Linked DNA regions of Homo sapiens: region 2 is linked to region 1. Evidence: read pairs that join two places in POLR2A ChIA-PET (ENCODE). Cell type or tissue: PC-9. All regions are shown on one strand. Each heading gives the region's core, and the rest is flanking DNA. Links, peaks and the distances in the headings are about the cores only. Region 1 overlaps DPYD (dihydropyrimidine dehydrogenase). Region 2 holds the start of LOC124904226 (a long non-coding RNA gene).

What was found. Peaks named below come from ENCODE experiments on the same cell type or tissue, not always from the same donor. Only the 100,000 strongest peaks of a DNase experiment are listed, where the experiment ranks them.
Region 2: POLR2A ChIA-PET joins it to region 1 with 31 read pairs; 2 of 35 experiments call an interaction of 5 or more read pairs at or near these places.

What each region holds. Positions count from the first base shown.
Region 1 is chr1:97,300,267-97,312,879 of GRCh38, forward strand. It overlaps DPYD (dihydropyrimidine dehydrogenase), which reads right to left. Exons shown (of 23, transcript NM_000110.4): 17 at 5,911-6,031; 18 at 4,993-5,112. It overlaps DPYD-AS1 (DPYD antisense RNA 1), which reads left to right. Exons shown (of 5, transcript NR_046590.1): 3 at 5,923-6,043; 4 at 8,124-8,158. Among named protein-coding and RNA genes, the nearest start is that of DPYD-AS1, 210 kb to the left of the region's middle. In PC-9, for the core only: no CTCF peak of the experiment used is centred there; no DNase peak of the experiment used is centred there.
Region 2 is chr1:97,379,848-97,392,460 of GRCh38, forward strand. DPYD (dihydropyrimidine dehydrogenase) reads right to left here. Exons shown (of 23, transcript NM_000110.4): 15 at 2,546-2,614. It overlaps LOC105378867 (a long non-coding RNA gene), which reads left to right. Exons shown (of 4, transcript XR_007066237.1): 3 at 3,787-3,931; 4 at 6,089-6,162. LOC124904226 (a long non-coding RNA gene) reads left to right here and starts at 6,164. Exons shown (of 2, transcript XR_007066239.1): 1 at 6,164-6,247; 2 at 9,976-10,098. In PC-9, for the core only: no CTCF peak of the experiment used is centred there; no DNase peak of the experiment used is centred there.

The sequences.
Region 1 (12,613 bases), core at 1,645-9,644:
ACATTTTTATCCATTTAAATTCTATCTTTATCTATCAGGTTATTTTAGATCTTCAATGTTAAAGCCTAAGCTCTTATCGATCAAGATGATTACAATAGATAGCTTAAATTTGATGACAGATAATAGGCATGTTTTTCTAAAAGCAATTTATGCATCGATAATCATGTGATTGACACATAAAAAAATCCAGCACATTAAAAACAACTTCCCAATTAAAAAAATACTAACACTGTTTTTTATGATGGAATTGTAATGTGTGGTGTAAGAACTTAAAGCAATCCTGCCAAAATCTTCAGTTGCTGGCATGCGTGAAAATAGTTATTTAAAGAAAAATGTAACTAAAACTTCTGAGTTTGTAATCTGTTTTGTTTTGCCATCTCCCTGATTTTACACAAATATTCACTAATAAATACAACAAAATAAGTGTATGATTAGAGTGGGTTACACTGGATTTGTGTTTACGTAATGCCCAGTAGCACAGTGTATGCTGCCAAGTTATTATTGCATTCTAACAATTCACGCCTAAGTAACTATCTTAAAAACACATAAACTATGCGATGTGAAGTCGATGCCTAAAATCCCTTTCTAAGCTACTATATTGATTCACATTTGTGCAAGTTTTCTAAATTATACACTTTGTACTCACTTCTGGCCCTACACTGACGCAGATCTACAAATTACTAGCTAAATTTCTAACTTGTACCTTCTTTTATTAGTATTTCCTATGTTGGATTTACAATGAAAACACCTTTAGGAAGCTAGTAACCATACAAGCCAGTGTCCAATATCTCACACAGCTAGATTTCAAATCATTCATTATTCACTTGTAGACTCTAAGAACATTCATGGAATATTCCATTATAACTTATTTAGAAATACACAGTCATTTACTGGATTCTGTAATAACCTCTATGAGAGGAGTAACTTTGAGCTGAAACAGAAAATCTTAAAAGCCATCTTTTATGAATTATTCAGAAATCAATAATAAAGTTTATGTCTTAATACTGAAAAAAATGTGTTCTATTGTTGTAATTGTATAAGTTCATACATAATGAATAACTTCAAACAAGCATTCAAAATTTGAAGTTAAGAACAAGAATTTCCTTTCCTTTGGTGAAAATAGAACAAATTTGGCAAATAAAATAATTTAAAATAATAAGTTTTTCAAGCTTGTGGGAAGTAAATTATATTGAGCCTAAAGTGTCTATCATTATTTCAATTTAAGTGCCTTCTGCACTCTTTCCTATATATGTGAATGTGCATGTGTTTGTAAGTGCAACACACAAAATATATACAGGACAATGAAATTCATTCCCCATTAATAAAAAAAAGTTAAAAACACAAGGAACAACAACGAAAACTTCAAATGAATTCACCCCATTGAAAAATGCTTGAATACTGTTTCTCCCGAAGCACCTGTAAATGAATAAAGGTTATCCTCATGAAGTCAGCTGCAAGAAAGACATCTTTAGCTTATGCCATGCAGGACTGATTCTTAACCAGCTCTGAAAGAATCTTACCCACAGGGAGGATTTCATGTGAAAATGTCACACCACAGCTGGATAACACCATTTATATAGGTGATAGTAATCACTGATTTGGGGGCTATCTTAAGATGCCCTCATTATTTGGGAATGAAGTCAGAAAAAAAGGTCAAAATTTCAAACTAAAACAAGAAAAAAAGAAATTAAACTGGGAAAAATAATGGGTCACGCAGTCAAGGATGGAGTTTATAATTGTTACTGAGATTAGGGTTTTTTTCCAATCAAATAAGTCAAAGAATTTCTTCTTCCTTTCCTCTCTCCAAACCCAATAAACTATTCAGCTGTGTGATGATACATGAATTAACTGCTGTTTGATGCAACAGAAGTTTTCTGCATGGATTCTAGAAAAAGGAAAGGTCGTAACAACTTAGTGTTACATCTATACTGTCCAAAGAAAGGTACAGAATTATTTAGAATCAATGGTTTAGACAGAGTACTTATATGGTGGAGAGCTGAATCAGCCATCCTTGTTTGATAAAAAATATTCCTTTTGGATACCAAACAAGATTTCCTTTTATACTGTTCTCACTATGAAATCATCTGGTATATAATTCAACTTTTTAATGGAGCAATACTATGATGTATTTCTCCCATAATTGAAATTCAAGTTTATAAATCACTTTATTATGAGTTTGTTTCATATATTTAAGCACCGCCCCCCAGAGTTTAATCATCTGTAGATGAATTAGAAAAAGTGCTTCTAAAATAGCAAAGCTGAGGATAAGACCTTGGAGTGAGGTCCTAATTTGCTCTCTTGATGTAACTTTTAAGCTACAGCAGGTAGAAGTTATCTTTCTATAGTCTTATTGACTTCTTTTATTTAACAAAAGAGACCTCCCTCTGAAACAGTAACTCTCAAAATATTTTGAAGTTAACTAAGTAAAAAGTGCGTTTTACATTATGGCATATATAAGTGTATATTATGTGTATAACTGAAAAAGAAGTTTGGCCAAACAATGCTTATCCCAACTATATGCAAAGCATTCTGACATTTCTTATTCTATTTCATTATTTAAAATGTTGATTACAGTTCACTAAACTTGATTGCATAGTATACTCATGAGTTGGGAACCAACCTTTGAAAGACATTGCTCTCAAATCCAGGCTACTTATATCGGAAATAATTCCACTGACATTCCTTAGCTGAGATCCCGTTTTCCCAATGCAAGTCACTGTCCCTTATTAGCTAATGCATTTTCTCTAGAAGAACATTCCTGAAATGTGCCCAGTTTTCTACAGCAGGTATACTACTCCAGGTGCCTCACTATTTCCGTATTTAAACAAAACATAATCTTCATTTCAAAGAGCAGAAATCTTATTCTGAGAAAAATAATAACAATTGAATAAACAGCTAAAGAATATATTGAAAGGGGAAAATATCCTTCACTGGCAATGAAAAGTATGTATTGTGTTCAGGTGGCTATCCAAAATTAAACTCTATTTAGTTTTCACTTTTTAAAAATCTGTGATTCATGCAGCATCTCTGAAAGCAGACATTGCCATGCTCTGAGACAACACTTGAGCAGATATTAGCACTGTGCTATGGTAAATTTTTTAAAAATCTTATAAAAATATCTAGCTTATTTTGTGTAACTTTCAGTATTAAGGCAGCATTTGAAGTCCTGACAACCATATTTGATACAACTCTCGTAAAATTTGAAACCATTATTATTTAACACAATTTTGCTAGGCTAAGTTTTGCTATAACTCATACTGAAGGTACTCTGTTATAGAACTTGCTCTGTCCTAAAATATATTATCATTGCCTATTTAAACTGCTTTTCAGATTCTATTACTTTTAAACTTAAGCAAGCATTACTTTAAAGGAGGAAAACTATATTAATTCTGTCAATGTGGAGAAAGGCTATTTTCAAAACAGATTGTTTAATGTGAAGAAACTTAATATAGAACCTATTAGAAATGAGGTACAAGTCCTTTAAAATGTTAGGGATTTTTTGTTGTTTAAAATGAAAGTTCTACCCAGGCTTACCTAAGCTTATAGCCCAAGTGAATATTTATATATGAATTTATAAATCTTAGAAATAGAGTTTTATGGAAATGCTAACAGGCCCTGAGGTATGACTGAGCTTGTTTTCAGGTACTGCTATAATTTCCAGTGTGTGTATGCTTAAAGACTGCAACACAAAAGACTTTTTCTAATGCTGTAATTTTGTAGTTTTATTAGACTGAGTTATAGTATGGGAGAATATTCAGACATTGCAGCTTAAATGAGAAAACATGAATGGTGTTACTTATATAAAATACTACTGCAATAGTTCTTTTATTAATTTTTAATGTTCAGCACCCTCTGTGACCTCCTTTATTCTCTTGCTGTCAACATGGCAGGCTGGAAAAATTGAAATGGGCTGACAGAAAACATAGTGCATGTTACAGCCCAACTCTGGAGTCTCTTGACTCTCTTTCTGTGGCACATGCTAACGCGGTCCACGTTATTCTGCATTACAATAATATTTAAGGCCCTGTTTGATAGCTCCTGATAAAAGCGAGCTGTGTCTGGAGCCTGAGCAGGTGCTCCTCGTCAGCCTTCTTCTTTCTGACATTGTGGGAATGGCATTCAATTAAAAGCAGAATATAACCGTTTTTGTTCTTCATGGCTCACAGGCATACTTCATACTCTCAAAACTGAATACCTCAGCATGGATAGAGCTTTATTTGTGTCTGTCCAGCCTCTTCCAAAAGCACATTTTGGTCTGATTCAGCAATGCTTTTCTTGAACAGTGGGGCACTGTTATGTTATGTATATTTACCACTTTCTCTATCACCAAGGAGACTAATCCCAAACCAGTACAGTCAAGAACCTTACAGCATTGTCTTTGCAAGACCAAGTTCATGTTGTCACAGTCACAGAGTGCACAGGGTAAAGATACTGAACAGGACCTTGAGATTAAAACCTCTCTTTCTTTTTCAAATTCAAGCGTATGCTGATGAGAAAGAGCGTGCAAAGGTGTGAGGTCTGCAAATGTCTTGTCAGCTGATGCTTAATTCAGTGTTTTAATGGCTTGTTTGGGACAGTTGGGACAAGGTTTTTGAAGAAGGTAGATGTCTAAATTCTAGGAAGAATGAAAACTAGTCCAGACCATGAAAAAGATATTATAATGAGGGTACTTATATTTTTCTCTCAGAGGGCCCTCATATTAACCCTTACTAGTAAGTGGCAAAAGAACTGAGAGACGATGAGAAATTCTTAGGAAAGCATGGACCACAAGAGAATAGAATTTGTGCAAGACCTTATCTTGATATTCTCTCATCCTGTGCTGTCACTTGAGCTTTCATATTCAATCCGTTCTGTCATAACTATTAGGAATATTGATCAGCTATGAGTTATAAGAATTTGGGATCATAAAGGGCACAAAACTCTTGCAACATGACCTTCTGATTTTTCAGCAACCTCCAAGAAAGCACAATGCAAGAAGTGGGCAACACCTACCAGACACTCCTCCATATGTAGTTCGCTTTGCAATCCCCACTGCTGGCCAAGGTGTGCCATCAGATTTTAATCCCATCAGACCTGAGACAGTGTTGGTGGCTGTAACGCCATTGGCACCACCTATGCAAGACACATCAACATTTTCATGCAGCTCTTATAAGACACGATAGTTAAAACCCATTCAAACCCTCACATCCCAGAAAAATGCATTCTATTTTATCTTGAGAACATGTCTTCTCCTCAAAGTTCTTCACTAATTTAACTCCTACATTTATGTTTAAAATTTTAAACATTAAAGAAGTTTTAATTACCACAACTTTACTTTCTCAAATATTATACAGACTTGTTGTTACCAAATGTTTTGTATTTGGTGTTATTTTCCAGGTAATTTACAATGTCTTTGCAAGTCAGGGTGCAATTTCCCTGGGATGGAACACAAGCACGCATGATTTTTGTATTCAACAGATATTTATTGAGCATGTGTTTAAGGAAGTCAGCTAGGCCCTACAAAATATGAAGAGAACTCATAAGAAATTTCACATTGTGCAAATTGAATTTTCTTTTTTTCTTTTTTACTCATTAAAGTTTAATATATTGAATTGTTACATTATGAGGTCATTTATTTTGGACGGGTTTGCTGTGACTGTGTTTTTTGTTCTTATAATGTGTGAAATAAGTGTTTATTAGGAAAAACTATAAAGGATCTTGTGTTTCCAGATCAAAATTCATGGTCAATTTGCTAGCATGAGTCCAGGTGTAAATCTCCTGTGTTTGTGGGATCAAGTGCTCAACTGGAAACTTTTAAAATTGAGACAAAAAATATGCACATGTTTGTAGGAAAAGACATACTTGAGTATGGCTACATAATGTGGGCCAATATTTACAATAGCGGGCAACTGATTCAAGTCAAGTTCTTACCTTCCTTTGCAGCTCTTGCGATGCTCACAATATCAGTGACATTTGGGGTCAGCTTGGCAAAAAAAGGAATCTGAACAGCTTGCCTAACCCAGCGGCAGATGTTCCGCACCAGCTCTGGATCCTGTTCAAATAGGTCGGTTAAATATAGAACAAAATTAAAGAATTGTGATCAAAATGTGTACTGGAACAACAGCAAAGCTGGAGACGTGCAAGACAAATCCAACTTGACAATGAGCTACATGATATATTTCTCAAATTCCTCCTCAGTATTACACCTAGACTCATTAGGGAACTAAGGTTAACACACTTCAAGTGAACTGCAAATTCATCACATAAAGGTTAAATTCCTCAACAGAGCCTTTAGAAAATAAAATTTCAAAGAACAAAATGGAAGACAGTGTTTCCCACTTTCAGTTAAATATTATCAGGAATGAAACACAAACTTTTGATGTTAAGTACAAGAAACATTACAAAATTTCTAGTGATCTCATTGGTTTAAGCAAAATAAAAAATATTTAAAACTGCTGACTCAAGTGAATGATATTAAATCTAAAGCTTGTTTTCATTATTAGACTTAGTCTTGATGTGTATTCAAAATAAAATCTATGACTTCATCATCAATCTACATGTGATATATAGTATATGCAAATATGGAATAATTCAGCCTTGTATTATACATGAGCTGATCAGTAACTTTAATTTACTTTTGTAAATGTTACCAAGATCTGTGCAGCATTTTCAGCACTCACAAACTTGACAGAATTGATCAAAATGACAAAAATGAAATAAAATATCAAATGCTCATTTTAAAAAGCAAGAAATAGACATTTCCATGTGCCTATTTTCTGTGATTTTCCAGGCTCTTATTTTCTCATGGGGCAAGTATCATTTAGAGGGCAAACACCTATCCTCTCCATTGAATAACTTAGCTACAGTACAGTAATGTTCTTTGATTTCAACACATACAATAGTCCTTTTTTTCATTACTTTTAGTGCAAAATTTATTCTGACAGGTACTGATAATGTGCTTTGATAAATTACCTTAAAGTATGCAATAGCAATTCATTATCGAACTTGGTAATATTATCTTAGCAAGTTAAAATGTTTTTGAATAAAAGAAAAACCCAGAGAAATACAGTCATATATTTAAACTATGAAATAGCAGGCAAGCATATCATTTGTAATTAATGTTTTTGTATGTAAGAAAGTTGCTCTTTGCATTTTAACCTTTCGAATTCCTTTAAGATGAGATTTGTAATGTTATAACCTTTAGAAAGAACCTTCTCACTTAGGTTTAATGTGTCTTGATCCATCATCCTGTATTACTCAAAAAGTTATGCATTTTTGTGCTAAGATACTGCAATGAGGTAATTTCTGTTGATTGTTATCATCTCTATTAAGCAAAACTTAATACTTTTAAAAAGAAGTCTTTGGCTTGGCTTATTCTCTTTTTAGAACAGTAATTTCTTCATTAAACATAAATATTAAAAAAGTGCTATATGGAATGCTCTACAGGGCATAGTGTGCATTATGAATAGTAAAATGTGGAGACTTAGCTGTACAAATTCTAACTCATGAAAATGGAGATCTGCCCCTGCCCATGCAATGCTCATGAAATATTTATAACCACTGCATTGGTATTATGAAGGCAGTTGCATCTTTGTGACTTTCATTTCTAAGTTATGAATTTCCATGGGACTTAGCCTAGAAATGACAGTAACTCTAGATGATATGAATTGCATGTCCTTTGTGGAAGCTCTCTTTAAGGTAGACTTTGACAATAATTTAAAGATCACTTGAATGGCATAATACATGGAATGTGTCCTGATAAGAATTACTGAAACAAATTTGAAATATTATTTGGTTCCAATAGAGTAAACACTAATAATCTGATATAGGCTTCCAAGTGGCTTTCAATACTATTGACCCCCATGCCATAATAATTTACTCTGAACATCTGTCAGACATTTTTCCTGATTTTCACTAGGTGACTGCTTTAAATGACTGCCTCTTACCCATTGCTTAATGATCTGGAATTTGTTCAAAGTTTTTCAAATTCTTAGAAACACATGGTTTTTTTTGGTTAGCACTGTTTACTTGAATCATCTGTCTCTATTTTGAGATACCATAATTTGACCCTCCATGAGTAAATTTGACCCTCCATGAGTAAAGTTGACGGTGTTCACATATATTTTTCTCATCTTCATACTTAGGCAAGCCAGCTGCTGACTAATCATCACAGCCAAGGGTAAGTACAGTTTGGCTACCTGAGAATTTTAAAAACAACTTCTAACCAAAATTACCATAAAAATTAATGATTGTTCTGTAAATTGCAATGTTTTGTTTGACAGGTATAATAGAGAATATTCTAATACAACTAGAAATGTGGTGAGGTCAATAACATCATGAAATGAATCTATATACTTCAGGGAATTCACGAATAGACTGTAACTATTTATATTTTCCTGGTTTCTTCAAAATTTTGATATGAATGTTCAAGATCTAAAAGCAATTAGTAGTGTTTCTACATCTTGACCTTCTCATTTTCTAGTGATAGCATGAGATGGCTTTGCCTTTTGTAACAAGCCAGTTTTTAGAATCTTATTGAAATAAATAAGTTTTAGACAATTTCTAATTCTTCCCAAAATCTTCAGGATCTGAAATATACAAAAGTACTCTTATCTCTCAGACAAATCAAGAGTTTACCATTACCAATACATACAAGGAGAAGAAGAAGAGGAAGAAGGAAAACAAAAAACAATTATTGACTGCTCTATTTCTGGGCACTAAAAAATATATGTTGTGTCAATGAATGAGAAATGAGTGAAAACTTGGCAACTTGGCATATTTTCACATTATTTCCTTATATATCCATCAAAATATAAACTATGTCTAGATTTAAGAAAAACCCAGCTATATTTTATGACAATGTCCAAAAGCATGAAATGTAGGAAGACTACTTTACAAATCACTGGTAATTCTGTGAAAAAGTGATGGATAATTAAGAAAAACAGAATAGCTTAACAAAATCTTAAAAATGTCTAATACACAAAAACGTCTACGTAGATCACAAAGGCTTTATTGGTGCTTTCTAAAGGCATTAATGCTTCTCCCTGAACATGATTTGCAATCTCTGTCACAGTAGTTGCTTGTCTTGTGTGTGTGTGTGTGTGTGTGTGTGTGTGTGTGAGCATGTTCTTCAATACCTGTTAACCCTTTTGCTATTCAATGTGATCACCAAAGAAAGCTCTGAAGCAACAAAATGATTTCCTGTGACAGAGGTGCATGGCATTATAAGCAGAAAGACACTTGAAGCCCCTAAGAGAATGAGTGACAGATCTAGGGAGCAAATGGTGGTCTTGAGGATACTACATAAAGTGAAGGTACCAGAGCAGACTTGTGAAGTGCTGAGAAGAGTTTTGATAAAAGCAAGCTAGAGGCAAATTTGGCCTATTTGAAAATTTTGATGAGGTACAGCCCAGTGTCTGCCTGCAACTAATCTTATCGGGAATAGATTCCTATGAAAATCAAACAACGGTGACAACACAACTAGAAAAGGTAATGCTGAGGAATGCAGATTACTTGCTGCAGTAATGTCCATTATGCAAAACTGGTTGTTTTTAAAGCTTAATTTCTAATCTGGGACACAAGATAATAATTTTTAATTCTAGTAACTACTCTGTATTTAGTTACACATTAAGGGAGTTCTATAAATGACCCATCCTGCTGCTTTTGAGACCCTGAAGATGACCTCTTCATTGTAGAGCAGGTATTTCTACCAATTACTTAGGGCATCAAATCTCACTGGTTTCATGTCCTCTGCAAAGGAATAAGCACTACAGAATGAGACTGAGAATTTCCTGATAAGCTAAATTACAAGTGAAATTTTGACTTGAAGAAACATTTCTCTCCCATTTACCTAGTAATTTTCACTCTGTACAATTCATTTCAAAATGGCTTTCTTAGAATCTGGCATTTCAATAAATCCACTGCAAAATTTTACCAGTTATAAAATGTTTTTCACTAAGCAACTCTTAAGTCTTAATTCATATGACATGCCAAGAGGTGGCTAGAATTTTCATTACATCCATGTTTCTGATGGAAAGAACTGGGGCCCAGAAGATCAATCTGAGTACCAATTTCACCTTCTTAATTTTCTTTCCCATTATCATGTCCTAAACCTTCATCTTCTTTAGCAAAATTGCTCCCTGAAGTGAAATTCAGCCATCAATTGTAAACTAGAACTATCGAAGGCTTCTACTTCACTTATTCCTGTAAGACTAGAAGTAGCTGCAACATAATGAGCAAACGTGATGTATTATCCTTCTATGTCAATAAAACAGGACAGGCAGTCAACTGTTCCAGGCACAATTATAATATTAGTGAATGCAAAGACTATGTGTTGAAATGGAGATGTTTTTATTAACTATTTTTTAGCATGTGTCCTTCTTGCATCTGTTTTTCTGACTTAAGTATTCTAAAGGTGGTCCAACCACTTTGGAAATTAGTTGTGCAGTTTCCTAAAAAGGTAGACATGGACTTACTAATTAACCCAGAAATTCAACTCTTAATTATATATACAAGTGAGATGGAAACATATTTCTACATTAAAACTTGCACATGAATACTCACAGAAACTTTTTCAAAATAGGCCCAAATTTGACATAATGCCAATATTCATCAATATGTGAGTTGAATAAACAAAATTGCTGCATATCCACGCAATGAAATATGATTCAACAACAAAAAGAAACTAATGAATCATGCCACAACTTGGAATTAATAAAACAAAATGATGCTAAGTTACAGAAGTAGACATTATATGCATACATTTATTAAAATTCTGTAAGAGGAAAAACCATGAGTATGGAAAGCAGAGCAGTGGTTGCTGAGACTGAGAATTAGGCTGGAGGAGCAATTAAGTGGAAATAAGTATAAGAAAATTTTTGAGGGTAATGGAAATGTTCCATTTTCTTTAAAGGAAAACTATTGATATATTTGAAGATATTAAAATTAAAATGTTAATATATTTAAAAACATTGTGAAAAGACAAGGCACAAAGTGGGACAAGATTCTGAAGCACAATTCATAAAGGAGTAGTATCCAGAATATATAAAGGACCACCTGAAAATTAATGAGAAAAATGGGCAAAACTTTAACATACTTCGTTCAACATAGCATACTTCATTGGATTTCATTCAAGATGAAATCCAAATGGCCAAAAAATTTATGAAATGTGATCAGCCTTATGAACACCTTTCACATTTTTTCCATATAAGGACAATGCTCATTTAAACCACAATGTGATGCCATTATCTATCTACCAGATTGGGGGGTTGGGGGAAAGTCAATACACCCTGGGGAGAATGTAAATCAGTACAAGAGTCTTTGGGAAACAGTTTCACATGATCTAGGTTCCACTCTTACGTATATGTCCTTTTAAAGATGCAAACTCCAGAATACATGTTCAAAATATCCATAGTAGCACTGTTTGAAATAGCCCCAAAGTGGAAAAAATCCAAATTGTCCATCAAGAGTAAAATGAAAAATAAATGGTAATATAGTCATACAATGGAATAAACACACTAGAGCTATATACAATGATAAGGATTAATCTCATAAGGCTTAGCAAAAGAAACCAGTCTCAAAAGTATACAATATAATTTGATTCATATAAATTCCTTAAATAGAAAGTAAATATGGTCTTTAGAGACATATATATGGGTGATAAAACTACGAAGAAAAGCAAAGCAAAGAGTAGGGATGGTGTTAAAGTGGACAGAGAGGGTTGTGTTAGGGTGGGACATATAGGGAGCTTTTGAGGTGTTGGAGATGTTCTATTTCTTGACCTGGTGGTCACATGGTGTGCACATTATGAGTTGTTAAAAAATATATATGTGTGTGTGTAGGTATCTGTTTATAAATGCATACATATATGTTTCATGTATGTTGTCTATATTCCACAATAAGAAAATATACAAATGACCAGCAAATATGAAAAGACATCGAATCTCGCTAGTAATTAGAAAAACAAAAGAATAAACATGATCACCTATCATGATTTGCCGAAAATGTAAAGACTGATAATATCCCTCTTTGCTGAGGTTGCAAAGAAACAGGCATTCTCATAGGCTCTCAATAGGAAAGTAAATTAATAACTCCTTTTTAAGAACAATGTGGTAATATGTATAAAAATGTAAAGCTCATCTTATAAGTTTTAAATTCCAATTCCAAATACCTAGCCTAATTAAATCCACATGCATTCAAAATATGTGTACAAAGATGTCTGCCATTCACTACAGCATTGTTTGCAGTAGTGGAAAAAAAGAATAAATGTCAATATGGGAAGATTTGTGAAAAGTACTATAATCCATACAATGAAATACTATGCAGCCATTAAAAATAAATCTTTGTAAACTGACATGGAAAGATATCCAAAACATATTAAGTGAACAAAAGCAAGACACAGAATAACACACAGATAGCCTAATCCTGTTTTTAAAATATAAATATGTACATATATTTATATAGAGGTCTGAAAAACAGACTATGCATTTATGCTGTAACCTGTTAGCAGTGATTACCTCTGAAACGTTCCATATTTTGAATGTGGTATAATCGGGTATAGACATTTGCCAAAACACATCAAACTCTATACTTAAGTGTGTTCATGCTAATATAGGTAAATTATTTCTAATATAGA
Region 2 (12,613 bases), core at 1,939-9,938, 80 kb after region 1:
GTGATGAGAGAATGGGTGATTCTATCATCTTGTGAAATGATGTGCTATTCCCTGTCCCATATGACTGAGCAATTGGCTCCATTTCCTTGTGAAGTTGTGGCCAGCTCTGGAATGCACCATATTGCACTTGTTTTCCCTTCTTCCCATCTCATTTTTCTTTTCTCCTCAGTCTTTCTGCTCTGAGATTGTATACTTCAATAAAGCTTTTTCACATTAACTTTTACTCGGGCTCTATTTTCAAGGCTGATTACAAATTACAAAAGAAATTGATTCAAGATCGACTACACTGGATTAAAGATCCATTTACAAGTGAATATTGTGAACCTTCAGAAATGGCTCAGTTTGGCATATATCTGATTGCTCCCTATTACTCATCTTTGTTTTGGCTAGCCAGGGACTTTATACATAGTAGGTGTTTCATAAATCTTCTTTTGCATAGAATTGGAGTAGACTACCAAGGTTCCAGAAAAGCAAGAGAGCCTGTGATCAGGTACCTGGATCAAGAAAACTAACTAGATTCTAACAATGCTACTAATTTGACACAAGCAGTAGAAACTTCTTTGTGGTGCTCAAAAACATGACAAATTCAAACCAGGTTGAAGAATATAGAACATGAAATGCATGTGCATTCTAAGGCTCTACTGCTCCATATGTGTCATTTCTGTTTCAGATGAAGTAGTAAAAAGCTGATAGCAGGTTTCCTCAGCTCTCCATTGTGTAATTCAAGAATTAATCTGCCATAAAGACAGTTTTATAAACTTAAGGTTTAGTATACATCATCATCACATCACAGCATTAGCTAAACTTGAAACAGTTGGCATGCTAGAGTGTTGGTGTGGTGTCTCTGATTTCTTACATCCCTATATCACCACCCCAAAAGAAATGTATATGTTAGGTAGTACAGTAATTTTGACTTGAATATGTTTTTGTTGGTTTGTTTTAACGTGGGTTTTTCCATTGTAAGGAAATCTGTTTTAACCGGTTTTGAAGCATATTCATAAAACCAAAACCAAATACTGATTCTACAAAACGTTATTGGGTGCCTACCATATGAGCTGTGATGAAATCATGCTGCTTAATGCTACCCTCCTAGAAGCTGTGAAGGCCTGCGGGATACTTCCTTCATATGATATCTCCTGGGCTAGTCCAGACTTAAGATTATAGTGAATATTTTTATTTTTTAATTGACATTATCATAACCTCTTGTTATGTAGACTGCTCTCCTATGGAGAGATTTTGCAGACTGTTTTGATTGAACAAAAGGCATACCTTTTCCTCCCTTCTTTCTTTTTTTTCTTTCTTCCTTTCTTTTTATTTATGTTTTTGCTACAGAGTAATTAGAAGGTGATATTAAATAAAACTGAAATTAAAGAAAAATATGAAATGTGAAAAATATCTTTAGGTTAGCTAGTTTGCTTATAATTAAAGGCTTTTGACTTATAAAAAGTAATGTTGTCTATTTAAAAATTAATGTCTAATATTGAAAAAAATAATTTTGAAAAGTATTTTGTTCTTACAGAAAGGCAGAGAAGCAAGCGGCATGATAAAGCCATTCATCATAGTCAGCTTAAAATTGGCAAAGCTCATGCCAAGCATGGGCTCTGTGGAAGATTTCATGGTCAATTAGGTAAATACATGTATCAAATGAACCCAGCATGGAAGATCACGAGGCCAATTACTGATCATGTTTAATTTCACCCCTCTAAGTCCCAGTAGTAATTTTTCCCTTCTCAGTTTTAAAATATCCAAATAAAATGTATAATCAACATTTTTGAACACTACAGACAGCTTTGCAATATTTTATAATGTAGCGTCAATTAGTTCATTGGTATAGTTAGATTTAGTCTTCTACATTACTGAGAGGTTTTCAAGGAACCCCAGCTAAGACTCTCCAGACTATTTTCCATGACAGCATGATGGACATAAGTGTATAATTTTAAGTATGTATTTTTCTATTTGAAATACAAATTTAAGGCACATGGTTACTTGTTTGCATTTGTGCAGGATTCAATTTATATTATGGAAAACCTGCTGACTAGTGTTCCATTCAGGAGCATTCTGTCCCGCTCTTTTATGCATGTCTGTATTCAAACTAGAATAGTATTAAATGAACCTTTTATACTTTAAATATTCAAGAGTTTTATATTCAAAATTTCTTCTCTTACTGTCAAACTAGTTTGCCTAAAGGCAAGGTAAGATCAAGTTAGACTCTCAAAGGTAGAATTAAATTTTATCATGGCATCCATCATAATATACAGTTTGCTTAACATGCAAATAAAGAGTGTATGGATTCAGAGAATAAAGGATTTTTAGGTAGTGTGTGAAATCCAAGGGACCGCTTTTATAGAATAAATTCCTTTTAAATTTACATTTCCATCATTTTAATGAAAACACAGGGTAAACAAATTATAATAGAAATGTTTTAAGTTACATTTTCAATTCAGTTTTACTTCTACTGTATTATTTCTCATGGCAGCTCTTTATTTAAAACTAATAAAAATAGGAGAGAAGAAATAAAATAAATATATACTAAAGTAACCATTACCTCAGACTTCTTGGCAAGTTCCGTCCAGTCATTTTTATTGTAACTGCACATAATGCTAGCAATCACAATCTTTAAAAAGAAAAACAAAAGAATATAAGTTCAAGTAGTTATCCAGTTGTACACAAAGATATATTAATATTTACATAAATTTATAATGGTAAACTATATTATAAAATTAGTTTTCAAACTGTGAAAAAATAAATCATTAGAAAATAGCAGGGTAAGATAGCAAAACACTGGATGACATTTGGGGCTTTGGAATTACATTAGGAGATTTTCTCATTTACTATCTGTGAACACTTGGGCAAGTTACTTAACTTTTCTGATCCTCAGCATTCTCTTTTTCAAAATAGAGAGGATTTTACTGGCTTTGCCATCCTCTGAAAGTAGCAATGTAAATACATGCATGTACGTGAAGGGATTGTCTAATTATACAATGCCATTAAAATGCTGTTTGTAATTACTGGTACAGTGAAAAGGTTTTAAGTGATGGAAAAGAAAAAAAATAGTGTCTCTTTCAAACATAACTCACTATAGTACACATAATAATATCTTAAATATTCATAGTGCATTATAGTTTTAAATTTTATTATGTATTGATTATTTAACTACATTATTACAGAAATCCCATAATGGAGACTGTATAGAGTAGTAATTACCAATGCCTCCTCTGAAACTAGGATGTCCAGGTTAGAACCCTGACTCTGTCACTTACTTGTGGCCCTGAGCAAAGTATTTAGTTTCCTGATTGGTAAAATATGAATAATCGTGCCACTTATTAAGAAAAGTAATAACAGAAATTGGCCAGGCGTGGTGGCTCACGCTTGTAATCCCAATACTTTGGGAGGCAGAGGCGGGTGGATCACTTGAGGTCAGGAGTTCGAGACCAACCTGGCCAACATTGTAAAACCCCATCTCTACTAAAAATACAAAAATTAGCCAGGTGTGGTGGCGTGTGCCTGTAATTCCAGCTACTCGGGAGGCAGAGACAGGAGAATTGCTTGAACCAGGAGGTGGAAGTTGCAGTGAGCCAAGATTGCACCACTGCACTCCAGCCTGGGCAACAGAGCGAGACTCTGTCTCAAAAAAAAAAAAAGAAAAAAAGAAAAAAAGAAAAGAAAAGTAATAAAAGAAATTGCTAAGACTTACATAGCTCTTACAGTGTGCTTGGCACTGTTTCAATGGTTTTTACTTTATTAACTTATTTAATCATTCCCAATGTTATTCTCCCCACTTTATAGATGAAGACGCCAAGGCAATGACACCTGACAGTCATATAGCTGATAAGGAACAGCGCCAGGACCCAGAGCCAGGCAGTGTGACTGAGCAAGAGTCTGTGCTTTTAACGACTAGGTTTTGCTAGCCCAAAGCACATACTTGATACACGTAAGTAATTATTTCCTACCATTATCATTTAAAGACTATGAGATTGAGGCTGGGTGCAGTAGCTCACGCCTGTAATCCCAGCACTTTGGGAGGCCAAAGCAGGAAGATCGCTTGAGCCCAGAAATTCATGACCAACCTGGGAAACAGAGCAATACCTTGCCTCCACAAAAAAATAGAAAAATTAGCTGGGTGTGGTGCCCTGCCCCTGTAGTCCCAGCCACTCAGGAAGCTGAGATGGGAGGATCACTTGAATCCAGGTGTTCAAGGTTACAGGGAGGTATGATTGCATTACTGCACTCCGGCCTGGGCAACAGAGCGAGATTCTATCTCCATAAAATAAAAAAATAAAGACTAAGAGATTGAGACACAAAGAGTTTGTGCCAAGCTTAAAGTTGCAGAGTCTAGTGGTAAGAGTCCTCTAAAAGCCACTGTGCTCTCACTACATAGAGCTTTTTTATTTACTTTGAGAAAAAAAAAAAAAAAGATATGCTGTAAAAGTCAGATAAACGTTTTCATCAGGAGAATAGAAAGTTGTGACCATATTGGAGAGAGTTCTAAAAACCAGGGAAAGAAGCATGTCTTTAAAGTTTTTTTTTTCTTTTTCTTTCTGGATAGACTATAAACACCATGAAAGCTGGAGCTGCTCTGCATTAGTCATCATCTATCTACAGTAACTAGCATGGTATTTGGCACGTATCAAAGACTGAAAGAATAAATGAATGAGGTCACCAGAGGTTTAGGAGCAAGGGGTTGCATTATCAGCTAACCCTTTTAAGAAGATTAAGTAGAAATGGATACCATAAGTTAGAGAAGTGAAAAATAAACAATTGAAAACTGCTGGCGATTATATGAGTAAGAGTGAAGAGTGATTAGGGCTGATGAAGGTATCTGTCTTGGTGATGAAAAAATAATCAGATATTAAAATACACAGGACTAGTCAACTAGAGAAGCAATTAAAAAGAAGGAAGCAAAAGATCTGAGACTCTGAATCAAAGCCACTGAGAAATTCGCAGACCATTAGTCACAAAAAGGTTGAACAACGTTCCGAAATATGGAAGCCAGAAGAAACAGCAATTTTGAATAGATTCCTTAGAGAGAGGAACAAAGAGAAGAAAGTAAAAGTAGATGATGGATAGAGAAGGAAAATTAAGCATGCCAAATTATTGTTCATTGAGTTTAGGATTCAATTTTTTTCGTCTAGTGAAACTACAGCTTTTCAGAATTGGGGAGAAAAATGTAAGAATGCTTGTTCCATGGCCTTTTCCCTAGGGGCTAAAAAAGTGAGAAGTCATACTCCAAGCTTCATTTGCAAGTATAAAAGGGGCACCATGTAATTACACAGCTTCAGTTAGAGATGCTTTCCGCCCTTTCCAAGTGATCTAAGAGCTCAGGGATGCTATGCCCTATTCTCCAGTTAGAAAAAAGATCAGGGAGAACTATCAAAGAGGGCACCAGATCTTCCAGGACTAGACCTAATACCTCTTGGTGTAGGCATTCCTTGCAAAAAAAAAAAAAAAAAAAAAAAAAAAAAAAAAAAAAAGAGAGAGAGAGATTAAGGACCTTATTTGAAAGGAAAAATCAACTGGGGAATGGGCAGAGCCCTGAGGCTTATTGCTAGAACTTCAAGGGCAGAGACAGATACAGAGATACAGACTGAAGAAGAAGAAAAAATTAGCTATTAGATACTAGTTACCCTGTGGCGAAACTGATAAGCAATATGCATAGATTTTTAGAAAATTTTTTTCTTAAAAAAAAAAAAACAAAATAAAACAATAACAACAACAACCACAAAACCCCCACCTCCTAACATAACAAAATAATCCCCCAATTCACATTCTCATGCAACTATGAAGTGGCTGCTCAATCAGCACAGTCACAGCATGTGCACCTCCCTCTCCAGCTCCCCTCTCAGGGTTCCACAGAGGACAAGAAAAACCTTTCTCGTGGGCTGAATCTAGCCAGGCAGATGGGTTGACCACAGAAATCCACAGCAGGGAAGCAAGGTTTAGCAGCCTTGACAGTAGGATAAGATATATCCTCTCAAGTAGGGACTAACACTGTTTCTCTCTTTTACATGGCAATTTTAATTTTAACAGAGCTATTTTTGCTTCAAATTTATATTGACTGTGCCAGGTTGGTTAATTGTTCACCCTGTAGGTTGCTGAGAAGCATGAGGCACTACAATTGGACTTGATGAAGGGAAATAAATATCATACAGAGAGTTGTTCAGGACATTGCGAGAATCATGCCACTGAATGCTGGTGGGGCAGCCTCTGACTGGGGAGGGGTGACCACAGATGGGAGAGATACATTATGGTAAGCAGTGGTTTCCATTGTATGCTCTGAGCAGCCAAGCACTACCCTGTTCTCCTTTCCCTATCCATTGAAAGCAGACTCTATCTTCTTGCCCAGAAAGATGAGAAAGTATCCCCACCTGCACTGATCATAGGAATTAGGTACTCTGCTTCTATCAAAATCCCTCAGTGGAACTGGGAAAGTTAAAACTTTTTTTTTTTTCTCCTTGGTCACTAAACTGGAATGAAGTTTATTCAGAGCTGCTGTTGATCACTGATTCCTCATTTAACCACTTTCCAATCCCAAAGCTTACTACACTGGGAAAAAATAAAACAGAGACAGGAGAAAGTAGACAAACACACAGGATGGAGAGAGATCCCCTTTGCAGCCACTTTTAAGGCTGGGTGCCTCACTAACATATCTGCATATTTAAACTAATAAATACCACACTTTGGCTTAAGGAAATTCTATTTTTACATTCTTGTTTCTATGATTTAACAGTCTTGACAATTACTACATGCAAAACTAAAGTTGTCATGTTTTGAAGAAATTTTCAAAGCAATTTTTTAAATCAATTAAATTTCAGGAAAAATGACTTTATATTTATTTTAAAAATGTGAAATGGTCTAAGGATTCTAAATATCCTTATCTAAAGCCAGAGGATGGTTTGTGAAAATATGTGGTAGCATTCTATTTCTGAGAAATAAAGATGACCAAAAAATAATTTTACTTTTTATTAAAAGAGAAAGCAATTTTTAAAAGAGTCAGGCTAAAAGACATTAACAGTAAAAGGACACTGGACATAATTTAATATTTATTTGATAATTAGGAAGCCCTTCAGTATTTTGCTGTACTCCGTTTTTAATCAAGCAGGAGGGAACAGATTTTTTTTCCTAAGAAAAAAAACCAGAATGATGGATATTTTATATCGTGAAACATCATGCAATGTTATTAGAAATAAATACCCAATGAAATATATTTTTAAATAAAAGCAACATTTTTCTATATCAATATTTCACTTAATTTATGCCATTTCTAGTGCTCAATTTTTATGGCTCATATTTTAAAACATTATTGAATGAAGAGATAGTGAAACCCAGATGCTACACAGTATTTGAACTTTGTCTTCCCCCATCCTACAGTTTATGTTACACAGTCTGGTGGGAGATTCAATGTCACCTAATTGATTAATAAGCAAATTGAGCATCTAATATAAGAGGAATTAAATGGCACACAAAAAGGAGCTTGAGACATTGACTTAGCATTTTCGTGTATTCAACTTCTAACCAATATTTCTTGAGCTCCACTATATGCCAACAGCTGTTCTAACTCAGAAGTGATGAACAAGACAGAAAAAGTCCCTGCCCTCCTGAAGCTTACATTTTAGGGAGGAAAATGTCATAATGAGTTAAAAAAAGATACTTTAATTGGACCATTTCCAGTTCCAATTGTTAGACCTATTTATAATATTATTTTTAGGAAGGTAGTAATAGAGGAGGAGAGCATGACAGAGAATCACCAGAATACATAAATGCATGTCAGACACATGGTCAGTAAAAAGCTCCCTGAGTTGAAAACTGAGAGATGAGATGGCACCTCACATTAAATAAAATGTGGAAGTGAGTAAAAGCAGCCAGGTATGTAGAAGTAACTGCAGGTGCAAAGACTGAGGTGGGAATGAGCATGGTATGTTCAAGGGGAAAAAAGAAGGCTTTTGTGGTTGTAGATTCATGAGAGGACAGGAATAGTATGAAAGAAAATGAGAGAAGCAGGCAATAGCCAGATCTCTGGGAGCTCTGAACCCTGTGGGAGATTGGGTTTTATTGTTGGTGTAATGGGAGGCCGCAGAAAGGTTTAAAGGAGGGTGATAAAATAATCTGATGTACATTTTCAAAAGATGCTTGTGACTATAGGGAATAGGATAAGTGGGTTAAGGGTGAAAGCAAGGAGTCTGATTATGTTGAAATAATGTGGCTTTCATAATATCCACGGAGATACAGAGAAGTGGATAGTTCTGAGGTTCTAGTTGGTGAATGCTTAGATTCAGAGAGACATAGAGAAAAGTAGAAATTAAGAATGATCCTAGATATTTGGCTTGAACTACTGAACTGTGGAATGTAGACAATTTACTGAGATAGAATAAAGCCTAATGAAGAAAGTATTGAAGAGGTCCAATTTTAATATTTTATATTTAGTATGTCTAGTAAGCATAGCATTAGTGAAGACATCAATTGTGCCACTGGATATATGAGTGGAGAATTCACTAAAGAGGTCAAGGATAAAGGTGCAAGTTTTAGAGACTTCAAAATAAAATGGTATTTGAAGTCACCAGGCTAGATGACTTCACAAAAGGAAGAAAATAATATAGAGAAAAAGAAAGGCCCTAGGACTGACCTGGGGGCACAAGAGAGTGTGATGTCGTGCCAAGAGAAGGAAGTGTTCCAAAAAGTAAGGAACAATCAACCGTGATGAATGCTTCTGAAAGTCTGTGTCAAAGAGTAGAAACGTGTCCACTGGATTTGAAGAGACAAAAACCATTCGTAACCTTTAAAACAGGGGTTTCAGGGAAGTGACAGGACAAAAGTCAGGCTAGAATGAATTGAGTGAATAGAATATGAAGAAGTAGAGGCAATACATGAATCTCTCTAAAGGTTTTCTTGGGCTAGCTAAAAGACAAATGAAGGCAGCCTGTACAAGATCACGGGAGGACTAATGATGTTTTCTTAATGGACTATATTTGAGTATGTTTTTACACTAGTGAAAATGATTTGGGAAAGAGAAAGAAGCTCTTGAGAAGGGAAGAGGGGATGATGAATCGAGAGTACAAGTGGAGAAAGTGGGCTTTAAGAGAGGCAGAGGCATTGTTTGTATCTAACAGGATAGAAGACGAGTAGAGAGAGAAACAAATAAGTATGGATGCATTTAGGTTTCTAAATTCGATGTGGAAAAAGTAAAATCATTCTTCTTGGTGTCTACATTTTCTTTATGAACTAGGGTGTAAGGTCTCTTACTGAGAGTAAAGAGAACTAGTTATGGGTTTGTGACTATGAGGAAGAGATAAAATGTGAAATAGTCTCTAAAAATGGGCCAAGCATGGTGGCTCATATGCCTGTAATCCCAGCTACTCAGGAGGCTGAGGCAGGAGAATGGCTTGAGCCCAGGAGTTTTGAGGCTTCAGTGAGCCATGATTGTACCTCTGCACTACAGCCTGGGCGACAGAATGAGATTTTGTCTTTGAAAAAAAAAAAAAACGAAGAAAGAAAAGAAAGGGAAAGCAAATTTACTAGAACATGGTATGATTATGAGGTCAAAAAGGCAGATATTTAATCAGTGTTGATAATATTTATGAAAAATATGATTAGTAAAAATCAAAGGACAAGTTGATTTACAAAGTTGGAACACAGATTACAGTCCCCTTTATATTACTGAAAACATGAAATTGGGTTTTATAGATTGTCTTAGAGTTGAGACCCATCTTATCAAGATGCTTTTTAGTGCTTAAGTCATTAAAATTTGATATGCTCCTGAAAAGCCATTCTTTTAGTGAATTCTGCTTCGTAGAAAATACTTTTAAATTGGAGTATTTAATAGTTTTGACTTTCATTTTGACTAATTAATACAACTTAAGAAAATGTATACACTTTTTGTAAACATCTAATTTCTATGAGACATTAACATTTTGAAGCATATAAAATGCAAAGTATGATAATTTACTAATCAAATTTTGCATATTTCTTTCTCTCTAAAAGGTATCTCAAAGGTGAAAAACAATGTGCAGATGCTTATTTGGCAAAAAAAAAAAAAGTAGTGCTATATGGCTTCCATTGTCATCCTTTGAAATTTTAAATAAAAGAATCAAATTTAATGGTCAACTTTTTTTGTTTTGACAATTCCATTTCCTTAGGGAATAAATAAAATTATTTTATTAAGTAGCTTTTAAAAACTGAATTTCATTAAAGTTTACACATTAAAAATTAAGGTGAAGAACAACATAAAACTTGCAATGGCTTACAATAACATGCAGGCTGTCTTGTCAAATTCCCATTGACTTCAGGTCTATGCTTTTTAAAACACATTGACAATGCTATTTTGGTATTCTGTAACCATACTGTGAACTACATAGGAAATCCAGTCAACAATTCAGCTTCAAGACAATCTAAATTTTTTAGTAGGGAAAAACTGCAAAGTGACGGGGGTGAACAACTATAAATTACAAGCAGCCAAGTTAGGTTTTGTCAAACAATTCAACAAAATCATTCCTAAGACTACTGGGATTACATTGATGAGGAAAAACAGCATGAGACATTTGATTTTCAAAGACATTTAAACAAAGAAAATAAGTTTATTAAATGTTAATTAACCATACAACATTCAAATTTTAGATGTCCTTTATGCCTTAGTTCAAATTTAGTGAAAGTGAGATTGGTGCAATATTCCTGAAATATATACATTGACTATAAGACATTTAAGGTGAAATAATAAGCTTTTCTAATTTTATTTGTTCATTGCTTACTTAATGGTCATAAATGAGACTAGTATGCTTACAAGTTGTCTTTTAAAATTATTTAAAAATTCATCATTTTTTGGTTTATTTTGGGGCTGACAAATGTCTTATTTACACAACTATTTCAAATATAGAAAAGTAACATTTAAACAATATACAAGAGTTTCTATAAAAAATCAGAGATGTTTTCCAACACAACAGGAAACAACCACTGTACCACTCTAGGAGCTACAGTAACTTGCTTTTTCCTCCCCTTTTGATCACTCCATAATATATTTTTATTTAGTTTCTGTCCCCAATATGCTTAGGAACTGATCTCCCCAAGGTTAACAGTGACCTCACCAAATATATTATATACTTTTCAGCCCAGATCTGTACTAAACTCTCTTCAGCATTTAAGACTACTAACCACCTCCAGTTTCTTGAACCCCTCTTCTAACTGAGCTTTGGAGATACCACTTACTTTTCCTCTTTTTTTTTTTTTTTTTGGTGTTCTTTTTCTACCTCTGTCAATTTCTCACATGTTGATGCTCCCAGAGTCCACTCACAGTCCTCTTTTAGTCTCATTTCACATGCATTCACTAGACATCATATTCGCAATGACTGTAAATAATATCTATTAATACATGCAGAAAATCTCGAAAGTGTATACCTCTAAACTGCATCTTTTTCCTAAGTGCAAGAATTGCATATACGACTACCCGTTAGCACTTAATTTCCATTTGTCCAAAACCAAACTTAAATTTCTCCACTCTAAATTTGCTTATTTATCCACACTATATATGCTTTTGTTTCACTCTTTTGTCCCAGATCAGAAAACTAGGAATACCTATCTTTGTCGCCCACATCCAGTGATTAACCAAGTACTTGGCTGAGCATTGAAATTACCTAGAGAGTTAAAAAATAATAATAATTCCAAGGATTCTGTGTTACCTTGTATGGAGTGAGGTGCAGGCATCAGAGTTTTTCAAGTCTCTCTAGGTGGTCCTAAAGTACAGGGAAGTTTGAGAAGTACTGCTCTAGTTTATTTTCCAAATATCTCCAGGTTCCTCATTGTGACTACATTAAGATCCTCACCATTTCTTCCCTGGATTACTGCAGAAGATTCCTTATTAGTTGCCCCATATCTGATTTCAGCCAATACTATCTGCCAAAGTATTCTAAAGAGACAAACCTCCTCATATCACACTTTGGCTTCAAATCCAATTTCAGGATAAAATAATAGGCTATACAAGACCATAGTGCAACTTTTGCTTTGACCACACTGAATTGCTTTGCTTTCTGAGTGTAATTTGCATGCTGAATTCTCTTGATCATATGTCTGTTTCTTTTGTCTAAATGTATAAGGAATGGTCAAAGCACATGGCATAATAAAGGAAACATGAAAATTGATACAAAAAAAATAATACTAACTAAGATAAAATGAGAGCAAAAGAAAGGGTAATCATTTGTAACTGTGTGAATCAGGGAAGGCACCATACAACAGGAACACTTGGCCAATTATGAAATCACCCATGGACATTTAGAGGTATACCTCGAAGATATTGCAGGTTTGATTCCAGATGACAGCACTAAAACTAATATCACAATAAAGCAAGTCACACAAATATTTTGGTTTCCCAGTGCATAAAAGTTATGTTTTCACTACAATCAACTGAGCCTTTGGTGAATCATAATCTTTTTGCTAAAGGAATGTCTTGTCTTGATGGTGATAGCTGCTGATTGATCAGGCTGGTTATTACTGAAAGCTGTAGCATTTTCTTTCTCACTCTTTTTTTTCCTTCTTTTTTTTTTCTAGATAGGGTCTTGCTCCGTCACCTATGCTGGAGGGCAGTGGTGGGATTATAGCTTACCGTGGCATCGAATTCCTGGGTGCTGTAGCA